Regions from separate parts of the Homo sapiens genome. Here region 1 is linked to region 2. A link is an interaction called in ENCODE POLR2A ChIA-PET data of the cell type or tissue named here. Cell type or tissue: Panc1. All regions are shown on one strand. Links, peaks and the distances in the headings refer to the core of each region. The heading gives the core; the rest is flanking DNA. Region 1 overlaps RARA (retinoic acid receptor alpha). Region 2 has its middle 8.3 kb from the start of NR1D1.

The links. Peaks named below come from ENCODE experiments on the same cell type or tissue, not always from the same donor. Only the 100,000 strongest peaks of a DNase experiment are listed, where the experiment ranks them.
Region 1: POLR2A ChIA-PET joins it to region 2 with 16 read pairs; 4 of 35 experiments call an interaction of 5 or more read pairs at or near these places.

The regions. Positions count from the first base shown.
Region 1 is chr17:40,349,269-40,356,786 of GRCh38, reverse strand. RARA (retinoic acid receptor alpha) reads right to left here. Exons shown (of 9, transcript NM_000964.4): 4 at 6,862-7,003; 5 at 4,717-4,877; 6 at 4,280-4,456; 7 at 2,281-2,485; 8 at 1,366-1,524; 9 at 1-778. The coding sequence ends at 561. Among named protein-coding and RNA genes, the nearest start is that of GJD3-AS1, 9.8 kb to the left of the region's middle. RefSeq lists a silencer at 1,625-1,694 and an enhancer at 3,507-4,018. In Panc1, for the core only: CTCF peaks have their summits at 1,387 and 1,593 (motif pointing right); a DNase peak (open chromatin) is centred at 1,587.
Region 2 is chr17:40,105,161-40,112,678 of GRCh38, reverse strand. No RefSeq gene overlaps it. Among named protein-coding and RNA genes, the nearest start is that of NR1D1, 8.3 kb to the right of the region's middle. RefSeq lists enhancers at 1,604-2,544, 3,799-4,332, 4,333-4,867, 5,304-5,933. In Panc1, for the core only: no CTCF peak of the experiment used is centred there; no DNase peak of the experiment used is centred there; H3K27ac peaks cover 673 bases.

The DNA of each region.
Region 1 (7,518 bases), core at 1,175-6,174, 240 kb before region 2:
ATGAAAATTCTTATTAAAAAAATCAAAACAAAAAAATTAAAATAAAAACAAAACCAGCGAGAATTAATACCTGGGGTTGGTATGGCAGGGTATGTACAGGGGGAACCCCCCGCCCCTGTCCCACCCCCTCTGTCACCAACCGAGGCAGGGGGGAGGTTGAGGTTCCCCAGCTGGGGAGCAATGGCTTGTGAGTTCTGAGGATGGGGGAGCCAAGTCCTGGCGTTTGCTGGTGATGAAGATGTGGTGAGCTGGGCAGAGGGGTGTCTTGATGAACACGAGGCCCCCAGGACCCATCCTGAGACCCAGGACCAGGGGCCTCACTCAGTTCCTGGCCTCGGCCTCTGACGTCAGCCCAGGCTGTGGGAGCAGGCAGTCCACTGAGGGCCCAGGCCTCTGTCCAAGGAGTCGCTGCCTCCTCCCTCCCCGTCCCCCAGGGAAGGTCCCCAGTACTGCCCGGGAGGGCAGGTGGGGGCAGGGCTGGTGCGGGGTCACATGGTCGGTAGAAAGGCAGAGAAAAGCCGGGGCGGAGGGCGAGGGCTGTGTCCATGTGGCGTGGGCGGTCACGGGGAGTGGGTGGCCGGGCTGCTTCTGTTGGAGCTGGGGCTGAGGCTGGGGCTACAGCTGCCTGGCGGGGGGGCCAGGCCACCCCCGTCCCGCCCCCCACCCCCCGGCTGTCCGCTCAGAGTGTCCAGGCCCTCTGAGTTCTCCAACATTTCCTGGATGAGAGGCGGCATGGAGCCCGGGATCTCCATCTTCAGCGTGATCACCCGCTCAGCCCCTGCAGGAAAGGAGGGGGCAGAGGTCAGCACGCTGGGCCAGCCCTCCCACCCCCAGCCCCAGCAAGCCTGGCTCGAGGTGGGAAGATCAATACTGCTGATATTAGCATCTTTCTTGGGATTCAGTTCTTTGACACGAGCCAGCTCTCTTAAGCCCCCAGGTCCAGAGGCTGGTGGCAATGGGGCAAAGTGGTCCCGAACTCCGGCTCCAGGGCCAGACTGCCGGCCTGGGCTAGACGCCAAGCCCTTCCTTCCCCTGTGCTGTGTGCTAGGGATCATCCCGACCCCTCTGTAAACACGAATGTTATCCCCGCCCTCGGAAGGGAAACTGTAGCTAGGAGCTGTTGAGTGACCCACACAAGGACACACACCCACGTGTCTGGTTCCAGAGCCACGATCTGAACTACCACACAAAGGTGACACAGGCGGGCCACCTCGGCAAAGTGGAGTCACTAGGGGACCTCAGCCTAGACACAGATGGGGACAGGTGTCGTATTGTCCTGGCACAAAGACATGGGGTGCTGGCTTGGATGTGGGGGCCTGGGCCAGGTGTCGGGGGCCGGTACCCCTCCAGGTCTGTGAGCCTCACCCTTGGCGCTGATGCTTCGCAGGTCAGTAATCTTCATTAGCATCTTGGGGAACATGTGGGGGCGGCTGGGCCTCCGCTTCCGCACGTAGACCTTTAGCGCCTCCAGCAGCGGCTCCTGCAGCATGTCCACCCGGTCCGGCTGCTCCAGGTCCTGGCGGTCTGAGGAAGCAGAACCACCCCCTGAGCAGCTGGGAACACAGCTGCACCCCCAGCCTCGGCCACCGGGGGGCGTGCCTGCCCAGGCCATGGAGGAGGGCAGCTCGCAGGCGCCTCCCCACACAGGGCAGGGCATGGGGTCTCTGCTGCCGCAGGGTACAGAGGCCCTTAAAAGGGAGCAACGGGAGCTGAGGGTGAGGGGGTGCCCCAAACCCTCCCTGAGCCCAGTTAGTGGGATGGGACCCCAAATGGGCAGTGCCATCCTCAAGCAGGGAGAGGGTTCCCAGGCAGGCTCCCACTCCCCCCTGTTATTCTGGAAACCAGATGAAATGGCAGAAATCACAACAATAAAATAGCAACTAACAAGCACTGGAGCTCGCTCTGGGCACCTGCACAGTATCTGTTACCACCGTAATCCTCCCATCAACTTCATGAGCTAGAGACCGTTACCGCCCCCACTGTACAGAAACGGAGGCCCAGAGAAGTTCAGCAACCTGCTCAGGGTCATGCATCGGCCAGGAGGTGACCCTGGTTGGTCCGACCCTCAAACCCTCACTCTTAACCTCCCTAGAAGGGGTGTTGCCCAGAAATCGGGAACAGGAGTCCAGGCCCCACATGGCCCCCTTGCTGTGTAGTTGCAGACCAGACCCTGCCCTCTAGAGATACCTAACAGAGGTGGCCTGAAAGAGCTCCCTGGAAGAGACTCCAGGGCTGCACCCCCGTCCCAGCCCAGCCCCCAGACCCAGGCCCCCTGCCCACCTCCGCAGATGAGGCAGATGGCGCTGAGCAGCCCCGTCTCCGCATCATCCATCTCCAGGGGCAGCAGCTGGTTGGCGAAGGCAAAGACCAGGTCGGTGAGGGGGCCGAAGCCAGCGTTGTGCATCTGGGTCCGGTTCAGGGTCAGCCCGTCCGAGAAGGTCATGGTGTCCTGCTCGGGCGTGTACCGCGTGCAGATCCGCAGGATCTGGGTGCAGAGGATGCTTGGGTTCAGGGACTGAACCCGAACCCACTCTGAGCACTCGGCACCAGCACTCCGCACCAGCACTCCCGGAGGACCACCTGGCAGGTGGCCGGAGCAATGCTGTCTGATAGAATTTTCTACAATGATGGAAAGGTTCTACGTCTGCACCATCCATACCTCAGCCACCAGCCACATGCGTCTACTGAGTACTTGAAATGTGGCTAATGCAACTGAGGAACTGAATTGAGTTTAATTTTAATTAATTTAAATTTAAAGAGTCACATGTGGTGAGCAGCTACTGTACTGGATAGTGCAGGTCCAGGTCATCCTGCCTACATGCAAAGAATGTAGAGGGGACCTAGAATTTCTAGGAGCTAAGGAACACTGGGCTGCTGCCTACAGCTCCCAGGATGAGGTACACAACAAGCGCTCAGTAAATGTGTATTGGCTTGAATGTGGTTGCAGGAACCCAGACGGCACCTCCTGCATCCACGGCATGGGGATGGGAGCCCCTGCAGGCAGCACAATCTAAACCTCCCACCCATCACCCGCCTCAACATTCAGAGGTGCCCATGGAGAAATGACAGTCTGCCGGCTCACGCGGGAGGATCACCTGAGGTCAGGAGTTCGAGACCGGCCTGGCCAACATGGTGAAACCCCGTCTCTACAAAAATACAAAAATTAGCCGGGTGTGGTGGCGGGTGCCTGTAATCCCAGCTACTCAGGAGGCTGAGGCAGGAGAATCGCTTGAACCCGGGAGGCAGCAGTTGCAGGCTGCAGTGAGCCAAGATCATACTACTGCACTCCAGCCTGGGTGACAAGAGTGAAACTCCATCTCAAAAAAGAAAAACATAAAAAGAAATGACAGTCTCGTCAAATCCCAGGTTCCCCACCCTGGAGGTGACCAAGAGGGAACAGGTGGACCGAGCCCTTGTCAGGGACAGCAGGAAGGAGAGTGCTCCCTCCAGCCTAGGCTTTGGCAGTTCCCACCACCTCTTCCTGCCCCCACCCCCTGCATCCAGCCTCCAGCCCAGTCTACCCTCGGGCTCACCTCACCGAGTGCCCGGCAGTCCCCTGAGCTCAGCATGGCCTCACAGCAGCAAGTCTTTCACTTCCTGCTCCTGAGTTAGGGCTACCCTCTCACCTCCCCCTCTACAAACCCCTAGATGTCACCTCCTCTGAGACATCATCCTTCAGGCCCAAGCAGTCACAAGCCCTCCCCCAATCTCCAGGAAGCATTGATCACAGTTTTGCAACCTCTGTTGACTTATCTCTTGCCTCACATGGAAGGTTTTCAAGAGAGGGGATGGTGGTGCATTCACCGCTGGGTTCCTGACACCCAGCTCGAACACTGGCCAGAGGATCCTAGGTGAATCTTTTTAGTTTTTTGCAGAAATAAGGTCTCACTATGTTGCCCAGGGTGGTCTTGAACTTCCAGCCTCAAGTGATCCTCCTGCCTCGCTCGGCCTCCCAAAGTGCTGGGATTACAGGTATGAGCCACTGCACCTGGCTCCTACGTGAATCTTTATTACTGGCTAAATGGATGGATGGCTGGGTGGCTGGATATGTGTATGGGTGAACAGGTGAGCTCCTGCACATCTGGCTGCTAGGTGGCTGAGTGGACAGGGAGACGAGTGGACAGGTGGACATATGGGGAGAGGAAGGGCAGACATTTGGGCGGTGGGCATTTGGACAGGTTGATTGCAGACAGACATTTAGGAGGGTGGCTGTCTGGCTGGAAGGACATCTACCCAGGACACAGGGGCAGTGCCTGGGGGCCAGGGTGCAGACCCTCACCAGGATGTCCAGGCAGGCAGCCTTGAGGAGGGTGATCTGGTCGGCGATGGTGAGGGTGGTGAAGCCGGGCAGCTGCTTGGCGAACTCCACAGTCTTAATGATGCACTTGGTGGAGAGTTCACTGAACTTGTCCCAGAGGTCAATGTCCAGAGAGACACGTTGTTCTGAGCTGTTGTTCTGGGGGAGGAGGGAGAGTGAGGGCCTTCTTCTCCATGGCACCCCTTCTCAGCCTGGCTCCAGCCCCCACAGGCCTGCCCTCTACCCAGCCTTCACTTCCTGGGAGCTCCTTGGGAAGAGGCAGCAGGAGGAGGGAGAAGAGAGGGGAAGGGAAGGACGCAGAGATCTTGCCTGGCACAAGAAGGGGTGCCTGAGAGGGGCCCATCCTGGCCCTGTGGCCCTGGGCAAATCCCACCCTGCAGGCCGGGGGAAAGCCATACCGTAGTGTATTTGCCCAGCTGGCAGAGGGCAGGGAAGGTTTCCTGGTGCGCTTTGCGCACCTTCTCAATGAGCTCCCCCACCTCCGGCGTCAGCGTGTAGCTCTCAGAGCACTCGGGCTTGGGCACCTCCTTCTTCTTCTTGTTTCGGTCGTTTCTCACAGCTGTGGAGGGCAGAGGGGGTTAAGAGGGCAGCTGCAGGCTGCTCAGGGCCTCGTCCACCCCCAGCCTGACAGAGAGCTGCCAGCTGCTGAGGAGGTCACCCAGGCTTGTAAGCACGCGCACACAGCACGCGTTCACGGGCAGGCAAGGCATTGCCACGCACTCCAGCCCTCCATGCCCACCCAACCCACACATCAAGTTCTGCCCCAGAAGCCCCATGAGCACAGCTGTGGCCCTGCACACACCCCCCACCCCACCCCATAGCCAGCCGCATGCTATCCCCCACGCGTCTACTCCAGCTCACACTCCAGGCGACGGTGCCCTCCTAGGTGCTCTGCCTCCTCTTTCCCCAGGAAGGTCCTTCTCCCGCCTCCACTCACCCAGCCCTCCCAGCTGCAGTCTCCCTGGGGGTCCCTTGGGACTGGCTCTGAGCAGCTCCTGGGGCAAGTGGGGAGTAGGGCTCCCCAGCCTGAGAGTGGGGGACCTGGCGGGGAGAATCTCTTGGCCCATTAGCTGGGGAGCTGACAAATCACCAGGGGCGCTGAGCCGCACACACCACTCGGCTTTAAAGAAGCGATGGGGTCGTTACCAGCCGATTATCCAGACACACAATCACTCACAGGGCTGGTGGTGGTGGCTGCTGACGCGGGAGGAAGGGAGGGTGGGGGAGGGGCTCAGGGAGGGGGTAGCGAGGTGGGGGTAGCTGGCATAATTTGGAGATCACTCATGTCGATTCTGCAAATTCAATAAAGTGCAGGGGAGAGAAGGGAGAGGGAGAGGGAGAGTGGGGGGATAATTTGGGAAGAGAAAATTGCAGCTGTGACAAGACGTTTATCATTCGGAAGCTTTAATTCTATTGAAATGGCAGCTGCTCAGCTCCGGGGCACAGAGCAGCCGGGAGAGGGGGAGTTGGCGGTGGGAGGGAGAAGGGGAGTTGGCGGTGGGAGGGAGAAGGGGTCCCCTCCCTGGTCCTTCTGCCATGAAAAGAGCAGAAGGTGGCACAAACAGAGAGGAGGAGGTGACAGCCCTTAAGCGAAGGGTTCCAGGCTTGTGGGTCTTGAGTTGTCACCCACTCTTGCAGCAGGAGCCACTTCCTGGGCTCAGGACAAGGCACCCCCAGCCTCCTGTGGCAGGACACTCCAGTCCCCTCCATTCCTGTCTGGGGCTCTTCGTGCAACAGTCAGAACCATCTCACCCGTGCCCCCTCCCCACTGCCCTCCCCACAAAGGGCTAGGGGGTCCTGCAGCCCCCTCCCCCATCCCATCCCCCAAGGCTCAGGCTCCATGGCAACGGCCACGCAGACAAGGAGGCGTCTGTCAGCGTCATTTATCTCTGACATCATCAATCACCGGTCACCATGGCAACACCCATGATTCAACACAAGAGGGTCTCCCTGTCCAGCCTTTCCCTCCCTCCCTCCATCAGGCCTCAGCTGAGCCCAAAGTGGAAACCCCGTTTCCTCTGGGATCTGAGAAGTCCCAATTCTTTCTTCCAACTCTGAATCCCAGGCTTAACTAGACAATGGCTTTTGGATCCTTGTGCCAGCCCTTCCACCCCCCCATACACACATAAGTCCAGCCAAGCACCCCTCAGAATTCAAGCCCCTCCCCTAAGACTCACAATCAGAAGGGACTGCCTATGCCTCTGAGCCCCACCCCAAAACCAAGCACGGCCTGGAAGAAAGCCATCCTGGAGCATGCACACACACACACATACGCAAGCACACACAGCCAGACGTGCAGAAACAGGAATGGTTACACATACACGGTCCCGGAGCACAGACCTGCCCGTGGACACACAGCCAGCCAGACTCGCAAACAGGTCCTTGCAGCTACACACAAACCATCCTCAACCGTGAGCCCGCACACCACGGCATGCGTGTTCATGCATGTGCACAAACATCCACAGAGCCCTGCTCCCTTGGTCTTTAGGAGCATCTGAGACCCCAACTGAGGCGGGACTCGGCCCCTGCCCTATGGCACTCACACTCCTTGGACATGCCCACTTCAAAGCACTTCTGCAGTCGGCAGTACTGGCAGCGGTTCCGGGTCACCTTGTTGATGATGCAGTTCTTGTCCCGGTGACACGTGTACACCATGTTCTTCTGGATGCTGCGGCGGAAGAAGCCCTGGGTATGGAGGGGAGGGAGTCAGGTTGTCCACACCCACAGTGGGAGCAGTGCCTGGCTACGGTCTCAGTCTAGGGGAGGAGGGCCAGGCCAGCTGCTGCCCCCAAGCGTTTGCCCATCGCCTACCTGAGCAGGCCAGAAAAGCTGGGGAGAATGATTCACCTAAAAGGATCCTCCTCAGGAGAATCCCAGTACCTGCCTCAACACTGCAGGATGGGCAGGAGTCTTCCCCCAACCCACAGCACACACCTGACTCCTCCCTTCCAGGGAAAAGACCTCAGGGCTGCTGGTGAGTCAGAAATAGGAAGACATGGGGCTAACTGGGCAACAGCCAGGGATCTGGAACCCACACCCCTGAACTCAGAACACAGGAAAAGAAGACAAGCCCGAAGAGGCCAGGAGGCAGATACACGGGCTGGCCAGAGAAATGGAGGCGAACACACACATGCACTCAGGAGCAAGGCAGAAAGATGTGAGTTCACCAAGACAGGTGTGCACCGACCCATCACAGACAC
Region 2 (7,518 bases), core at 1,264-6,263:
TAACCAGGGAAAGTTAGAAAATAGGTCAAAGGAAGCCATGCAGAGGGAACTAGTTTCCTTGGAAAAATTTCTAAGCTTTGTCCATTTTTCACCTCACTCCTATCCCCTACAGGAGATGTGGGATTGGGGGATTGGGTAGGGAACTGGGGGTGAGGGAACATTCAAGGTTGGAGGCTGACTTGGGGAAGGAGTTGTGGGCAAGGCTCAGAGGAGGAAAACTAGGACTAAGTAGTGCAGGTAGGGAGGGGTAAATTTAAAATCAGAATTATTGTGGGGCCATTTCTCCCTCCAAGGTCATAGGGGTCATGGACAGTGAATGGTCCAGAAGCTACAAGCCGGGGAGCCCTAGGAGGGGGATCTCAGTAGCCAGGAAGCACACTACCCAGGGGCATGTTAAACAGTAATTTATGGAAGACAATGGAAGTAGTCCTGGGGCACCTATTTTTCCGTGTGTGTATTTCAACTTTTATTTTAGATTCAGGGGGTACATATGCAGGTTTGTTACAAGGGTATATTGTGTAATGGTGAAGTTTGGGGTATGACTGAACCTGTCACCCAGGTAGTGAGCATAGTACCAATAGGTAGTTTTTCAATCCTTGCTGGGGCACGTGTTTTCAAGGGAAACAGCCCAAAAGCGATCAAACTAGAATGTTGAGGACTCTAGCCAGGACATTTGCTCTCCTATAACTCAGCATCTGTCAGCGCTCCCATTACCAGGTGCTATTTCCAGAGTCCTGGGCTTAGGGAGAGGGAAAGGGAGGGGCGGAGGTGGAGAGGCAGAGGGAGACCCGATGGGCTCCTCCCCCAGCACAACTGCAATTCCAGCTTTTAGCCACTCAGGGGCTCCCAAGCTCAACCACAGCCCCTGCGTAAGGAGGGAGATTGAGTTAACAAGCCTCCAGAGGACACCTTGGGTCATCAGGGATGACCCTGAGCAGAAGGGTGACCCAGAAGTCATGTGCTCTGAAGCTGCAAGTCCTTCACAAGCCAATGAGTCCAGCCTCAACCTTTCTCTCTAAAAGGGACTCAGGGCACTGAGAACTCACTCCCCACCTCTTACCCTCACCCCCTTCTTTGTGGTCATTTCCTCCCCCGCGTGTTTCCTTCCCCTCCCCCATCCTCGTGGTGGGAACCATCCCCCAGCCTGTCAGAGTCCTGAGGAATGTTTTTGCCTTGACTGGGCGCCAAGCTGTGGACTTCCTGGGCTTTGGGGTGGGACTTGGCCAAGGGGAAGCCCTTTGGACCCAAGAGCCACTCAGTTCTGCACAGCCTGCCGGCTTTCTCTCTCTCTCTGCTAAGCAAAAGGCTCATCCATCACTTTGTGTCACGACTGCCTCATTTCCTCCCCCCACAATAGGATTTCCTTGCCAGGGCAAATCACACAATCTGGAAGCAGTGGTCATCCTAAACACTGTGGCTTATAGTGGGAGAGAGGGAAAGCACCTATTTCAGAAGCTGCCTTCTCTGTTCCAGAAGGCTGGTAGCTGGAAGGAGGGATTCAGTTGCCAGGGTCCTGAGGTAAGGACTTTGTAAATGGTAATTAATCTTGAGGGCTCCTTCTGGATCCTTCTCAGAACCATTGAGTCTAAAGAAATACAGGGTCTCTATATTATAGTTAAGCCTGGGAGTACGTGGATTTCTGCATATCTGACTTTTACCCAGCCTTCGTTTCCCTGAAATAAATCAGCTGAAATCCGAACTCATTCTTCCACATCATCTTTCCAGTCCCCTGCAGCAGACCAGTGTAGGTTCAGCAAGAACAGGGAGCAGGCAGAAACCACTCCCAAATCTCATTAATAGAGACTGGGCCTGTCAGGGACCACTGGCTCCTCTCCAAGGGGTCACTGCTCAGGTGTTTTTGCATTTGATCTCTTCTGATCTCTTGTCCATAAAAAGCCCTCAAATGACAAAGTGAGAACATAGTCCTATGGCATCCCCTGCCTCAGGGTCCAGTCCCTCAATGCCACTTTTGCAGCCTGTCTGCCTGATGTCATCATCTGTAGACCTGTGCCAGATTCCCAGGTTCCTATCTTGAAATCTCAGCCCCCGCACCCAGGGCCTAGGGGAGAGCCAATGTAGGTCACTGCAGTTGAGCCTGCAGGGCTGTCTGCTCCTTGAGCCCAGAGCCTTTCAGGCACAGAGAGAAAGCCTTGCAGAGAAGCAAAAGAAAGGGCTCTGTGAGAATCAGAGAAAAGCTTATTCCTCAAAAAATGAAGCAGGGAGAGGCCAGGAGTCAGCTGCTCAGACTGAGACAGTAACAGGAGTTCTGCTCCTGAGAACTGCCTGTGATGGAGAGAAGGCCCAAGGAGAGGGGCTGGGCATGGCTCACATCCCTCCCAACCCCCTAACCCCCATTTGCCTGTGTAAGGGAACCCTTTGGATCTGGTGTCCATCCCTCATTCTCTACTCTCTTTCCAGGCTCAGGTTTCATTCTCAGGAGCTTTTGTGATTTGCCTTAGGGACCCTTTGTTTCCTCTGGCCACAGTTTCTGGGTCTCAGGAAGGTGGAGTAGGCCAGGGATGACCCCGCCCTCCCCTATTGAAAGACTTTTCCTGCTTGTTATCTGCTAAACTCATTTTACCCAGGGAACTTCCAACCTTCTGGGACTTCATTCCTTCTCTTGGTCTCCCTACCCTAGCATCTGAGATCGCAGGGAGTGTTTGTGTGTGCCTGTGTGCATGGTCCTCATCTTCTTTTAGTTACTCATGGGAAGTCAAGAGCCTATGGCTGTTAACTAACTTGGGGTCCCCATGGCCAGCAAAAATAGATAAGGGCTTAATTTCTACCTCCAGCCTCAAAACAATTTAAGCCACAATCATTTGTTCTAATAGGAGCCTCGGGACAGGAAGAAAAGTAGGTAAGATGGAGAAAGGATAAACAAATAAAATTCTAACCTTTTCTTTCTTTCACTCTCCCCTCACCCAGTACCTTCCACTCCTCTTTGAGATCTCAGCTACTCATTAGCCTACTACTGTTGTGCCATTTGCCCGCATTTCCAGAATCTGCACACAGGAGGCACTCAATAAATGCTTTTTACTCTGAGTCAAACTAAATCTGATTACGCCCTGTGGCTGGACTTTGAGATGAAGCAGCACAAAGGGGGAAGGTAGACATGCCCCCAGATCTTTTTTTTTTTTTTTTTTTTTGAGACAGGGTCTCACTCTGTCGCCCAGGCTGGAGTGCAGTGTGTGATCTTGGCTCATGGTAACCTCCACCTCCCAGTTCAAGGAATTCTCCTGCCTCAGCCTCCTGAGCAGCTGGGATTACAGGCACACACCACACCCGGCTAATTTTTGTATTTTTTTGTAGAGACGGGGTTTCACCATGTTGACCAGGCTGGTGTCCAATGCGTGGCCTCAAGTGATCCGCCTGCCTCAGCCTCCCAAAGTGCTGGGATTACAGGGATGAGCCACCACGCCCAGCTGACATGTCCCCAGATCTTGGGCTAGATTCTCCTAGAGGACTGATTGTTAGGGACCGAAGACCTAAAGCAGTGGGTCTCAGGCTTCCCAGAATCCCAAGGGCCTTGTTAAAACTCAGATTGCTGGGTTTTGCTCCCAGAGCTTCTGATTCAATCCACCTGGGATGGGGCCTGGGAATTTGCATTTCTAACATGTTCCCAGGTGACCCCAGATCCCTATGCTTATCTTGAGAACCACTGTCTTAGAGAACCCCAGCCCCTCCCCCCACTGTTTACCATGAGGACTTGATTGGTTCCATTTTTTTTTTTTTTTTGAGACAGGGCCTCGCTCTGTTGCCCAGGCTGGAGTGCAGTTGCATGATCTCGGCTCACTACAACCTCCGCCTCCCGGGTTCAAGCGATTCTCATGCCTCAGCCTCCCAGGTAGCTGGGATTACAGGCGCCCACTACCATGCCTGGCTAATTTTTTTTTATTTTTTGTAGAGATGGGGTTTCACCATGTTGGCCAGGCTGGTCTCGAACTCCTGACCTCAAATGATCCGCCCACGTTGGCCTCCCAAAGTGCTGGGATTACATGGTTCCAATTTTATATAGGAGGAAGGAACTGGTACCACCCTAACCAGTACAGAGATCTTAAGAGAGGGTAAGGGCAGGCGTAAGTCGGTCTCTAACTGATTATCCATTCTGTCTCTTTTTAAATAGTCCATTGATTCCATCCTTATTGAAAGTCACTTCCCCAAAACATGTTTTGCAGCAGCAACAGGAGCACTAGGAATTTCCTGTGACGAGGCAGCGCCAGTGCTGGGGAGGGGTGGAGGCAGTGCTGAGCGAGCGCCTTCCCTTGGCTCGGGCAGGGCCACGTGCCCCACCCCCTCGCTTGCACATGTCTCCACCGCCACCGCCGCAGCAGCCGGGCTGTTTATGAGCGAGTTGTTGTGGTAGAAATGGAGCAGGCTGCACATGCCCGGGCCATGTGACCCCGGCAGCCCGCGTGAGCCTCGAGCCGGCACAAACACACTGGGCCCCTTCCTCCGTGGGCCAGAGAAACAGGAGGCAAGATGAGGAAGGAGGGAAAGCGCGCGGGGCTCCCTTCTTGTCTCCTTGCGCTTTATCCTGCTTCTGTCTCCTTTTGTCTCTCCTGAGCCACCAGGGGAGCAAACACCCAGAAAAGAAACATGGTCTCCCCAAGCATATTTTCCTCCCAGGCAGCCCCTTGGTGTTTTCACAACCCAGAACCCTAAGCCTCAAAAGAACAAAGGACCTTCCCAAGCCAAGAACACAGAACAGCCCACCCCAGCCCTCATGGTGATGTGTTGATGTCTGCCCAGAGCCAAGACTTGGCTTCCCTGTAGCCTGGGCTCCCCAAATCAGGCTACCCTGTCCCCTCTTTCTAGGAAGGAGGATGACACACACACGCAGCAAGTGCCCCCTCCAGGGTTAGAACAAGGACAGTTCAGGGATTTGTGTGTTTGGGGACATGAAGCAAAGGTTCTGCAACAGTGGTCTGTGAGGTTAGTGGACCGGAAGGGGAAAGTCCCTCTGCTACTTGGAGATGGGGAAGAGCCGAGGGCTGGAGGAAACCTAGAAGGGCTTTCCCAATAACCCCTGTGTAGCTGCAGAACAAATGCGTGTGCAAAAGGCAAATTCAGCCTCCATCCCTCATTGAAGTGCCCCCTTCCATCTGCCTGGCCCTCTAACCTCCATTGGTCCTTCTCTGGGCACTCTAACCACAGACCCCCACTTCTGGCTCTCTGCTTCTGCCCCCTACTCGTGACCCCATTTCTAAGCTGCGGTGCCTCTTGCTGGGCTATGAGACTATGCTAGAGTCAGGGGGACAGTAGGTTAGCAGGAACAAGCAAATGAAATGAGCACGACCCACATTTCCTCATCGCACCAAAACTTCGCAGATCCTGCATTGCAGAGCTAGCGCTTTTTTTTTTTTTTTTTAATCTCCGCTGGGCCCCTACACACGTCTGCATTTTTGCAACCAGCACAGATTTTTTTTTTCCAGGGTGCAAACTGCGCATTCTAATGAGCCAAAGCTCCTTCCTGCGGCATTGAAAATCTCTTTGGCAAACTGCTTCTTCCCCACTCGCCCTCCCCCCAATTTAGAAGAGGAGGAGGGATCCCAAATTTGTGAAGTCGCATCCTCTCTCTCTCCTTCTCCTGCCCCCCCTCCCCCAAGATACCGCAGTCTTTCCAGCCCGACTAACAGCTGCAGACCAGGGGAGAGGAGTGAGAGGAGGGAAAGTAAGCCTTGTTCCTTCTTTCCACTCAGGCTGAGCCGGCCGGGCGGGGGTTGCTTTTTTCCCTGGGCAGCCATTGCAACCCCCCTTTCCTCCCCATCCCAGCCAGTGTTTATGTAAGCCTCCCAGAAGCTACACAAGGCCCCTAATGCCTGCCCAGGCCACCGCTCCTCCGAGGTCCATTCTGCTCACGAGGACTGTCATGAGCCTCTGGCCTCCCCAGGCAGCTAATGGTGATCTGCAGAGGCCCAAAGGATGGAGAGACACTGGATAAGGAGAGGGTTTGAGATGGAGCTTGGGATAAAGGGTAGAGATGGAAGCAGATGCAGAGCACCCCCTCTCCCTTTCCTCCACCTCCCCCACATTCTCCCTGCATCTGAGTTCTACAGAGGCTCAAGGGCAGCCAATGGGCAGGTGCAGGGGCCTGGAAGATGATACCACTGTGGCTCCAGCAGCATGGCAAAGATTGGACAGGAGGCCTTAGCAGAGCATGTACTGGATGCCAGAAAAAGGGTCATCTGGGGCTTAGTCTCCACTGCCAAGGACAATCCATGCCTCCTCCAGGATCCTGTGATGTGGGTGAGATCCTAGGTTCTGAGAGAGGGGACCCTTCTTCAGGTTCTTCAAAGCATCTGCTGAAGAAGCATTGGCCCAGGACAGTGGCTTTCGGAAGGGCTGGTTTTAGAGGTGCACGTTGCTCAAGCAGGTAAATGGGGAAGTGGGATGCTGTTTCCTTAAGGCTTTGGACACAACTTTTGTTGGTCCTTGGTGGCCTTCCACACGCTCCCTCAACCAATCTTCTTAATACAGCTCCTGGAATGAAGCACCATGGGACTTCAGAGGGCCCTGACCTACTTGCCCCACTCTCCTCACCACCAGCAGCAGACCCCAAATTCAGAGGGTTTGGGTAGAGAAGAGAGTTCAGACGCCTGTTTCTGTTAGTCACCTCTATAGCAGTCTGTGGTTTGTGCACCCTGTTCCTGCCCCTTCTACTTTTAGAACCAGATGAGGGAAATGTAGGACGGGGAGTGGGAAGAGTTTAGGGGAAGAGGAAATGTGCCTGGGGTTAAAAGAGAGATTTTGGAAAGCTGAGGTACTCCCTGGGACAGGGACAAGGGGTGCTTCAGGCTTCTGTTCTTGGTGATATATCCCACTTCCAAGCATCACCATTGCTTGGGAAACACCAGGATGAGTTTGCTGCTCAGACGTTCCCCTAGGGTGGCAGTAATCTCTCTAGGAGGGGCAGTCTTGCTAGCAGAAAGAGTTTCATCTTCACGCCTGGGGTTGAATCCCCAGCATTGCCATTTTCATTGTGACGCTGACAGTGGTAGTTCAAGAGATAGCTAGAGGGGAGATTTAGCCCCTCCAATAATCTCCATCCGCGCTATCATTCTTTGATGGACATCTTCTCAGTCTTAAGTGCTATGCAAATTACAGCTTCAAGACTAATCACCTAGACCCTCTGGCACCCTGGGCAAGTTAATAAAGTTCTCTAAGTCTCAGTTTCCCCATCTCTAAAATAAGAATGAGACCTACAGCATAGGGTTGTTGTGAATATTAAATGAGATAATGTGTACAAAACACTTTGCACAGTGCCTGGCATACGGTTGGTACTTAATACATATTTATGGTTTCCTTTCCTTGGAAAAAGCAGTAGTGAGGTAAAGATAGAATCTGAGGCAAAACACATCCATGGAACCCAGCCCTGGCTCATGCCTCGCCCTTGCTTTCTCCATCCCCCTCCCCCCACCACACTGAGAAACAAGTTAGCTCAGACTCTGTCCTTCCTGTGGCATGTTCTTAAAGTTCTCCCCAAAACATCCAGGCTTTGGGTGGGGTTGGGAAAGATAG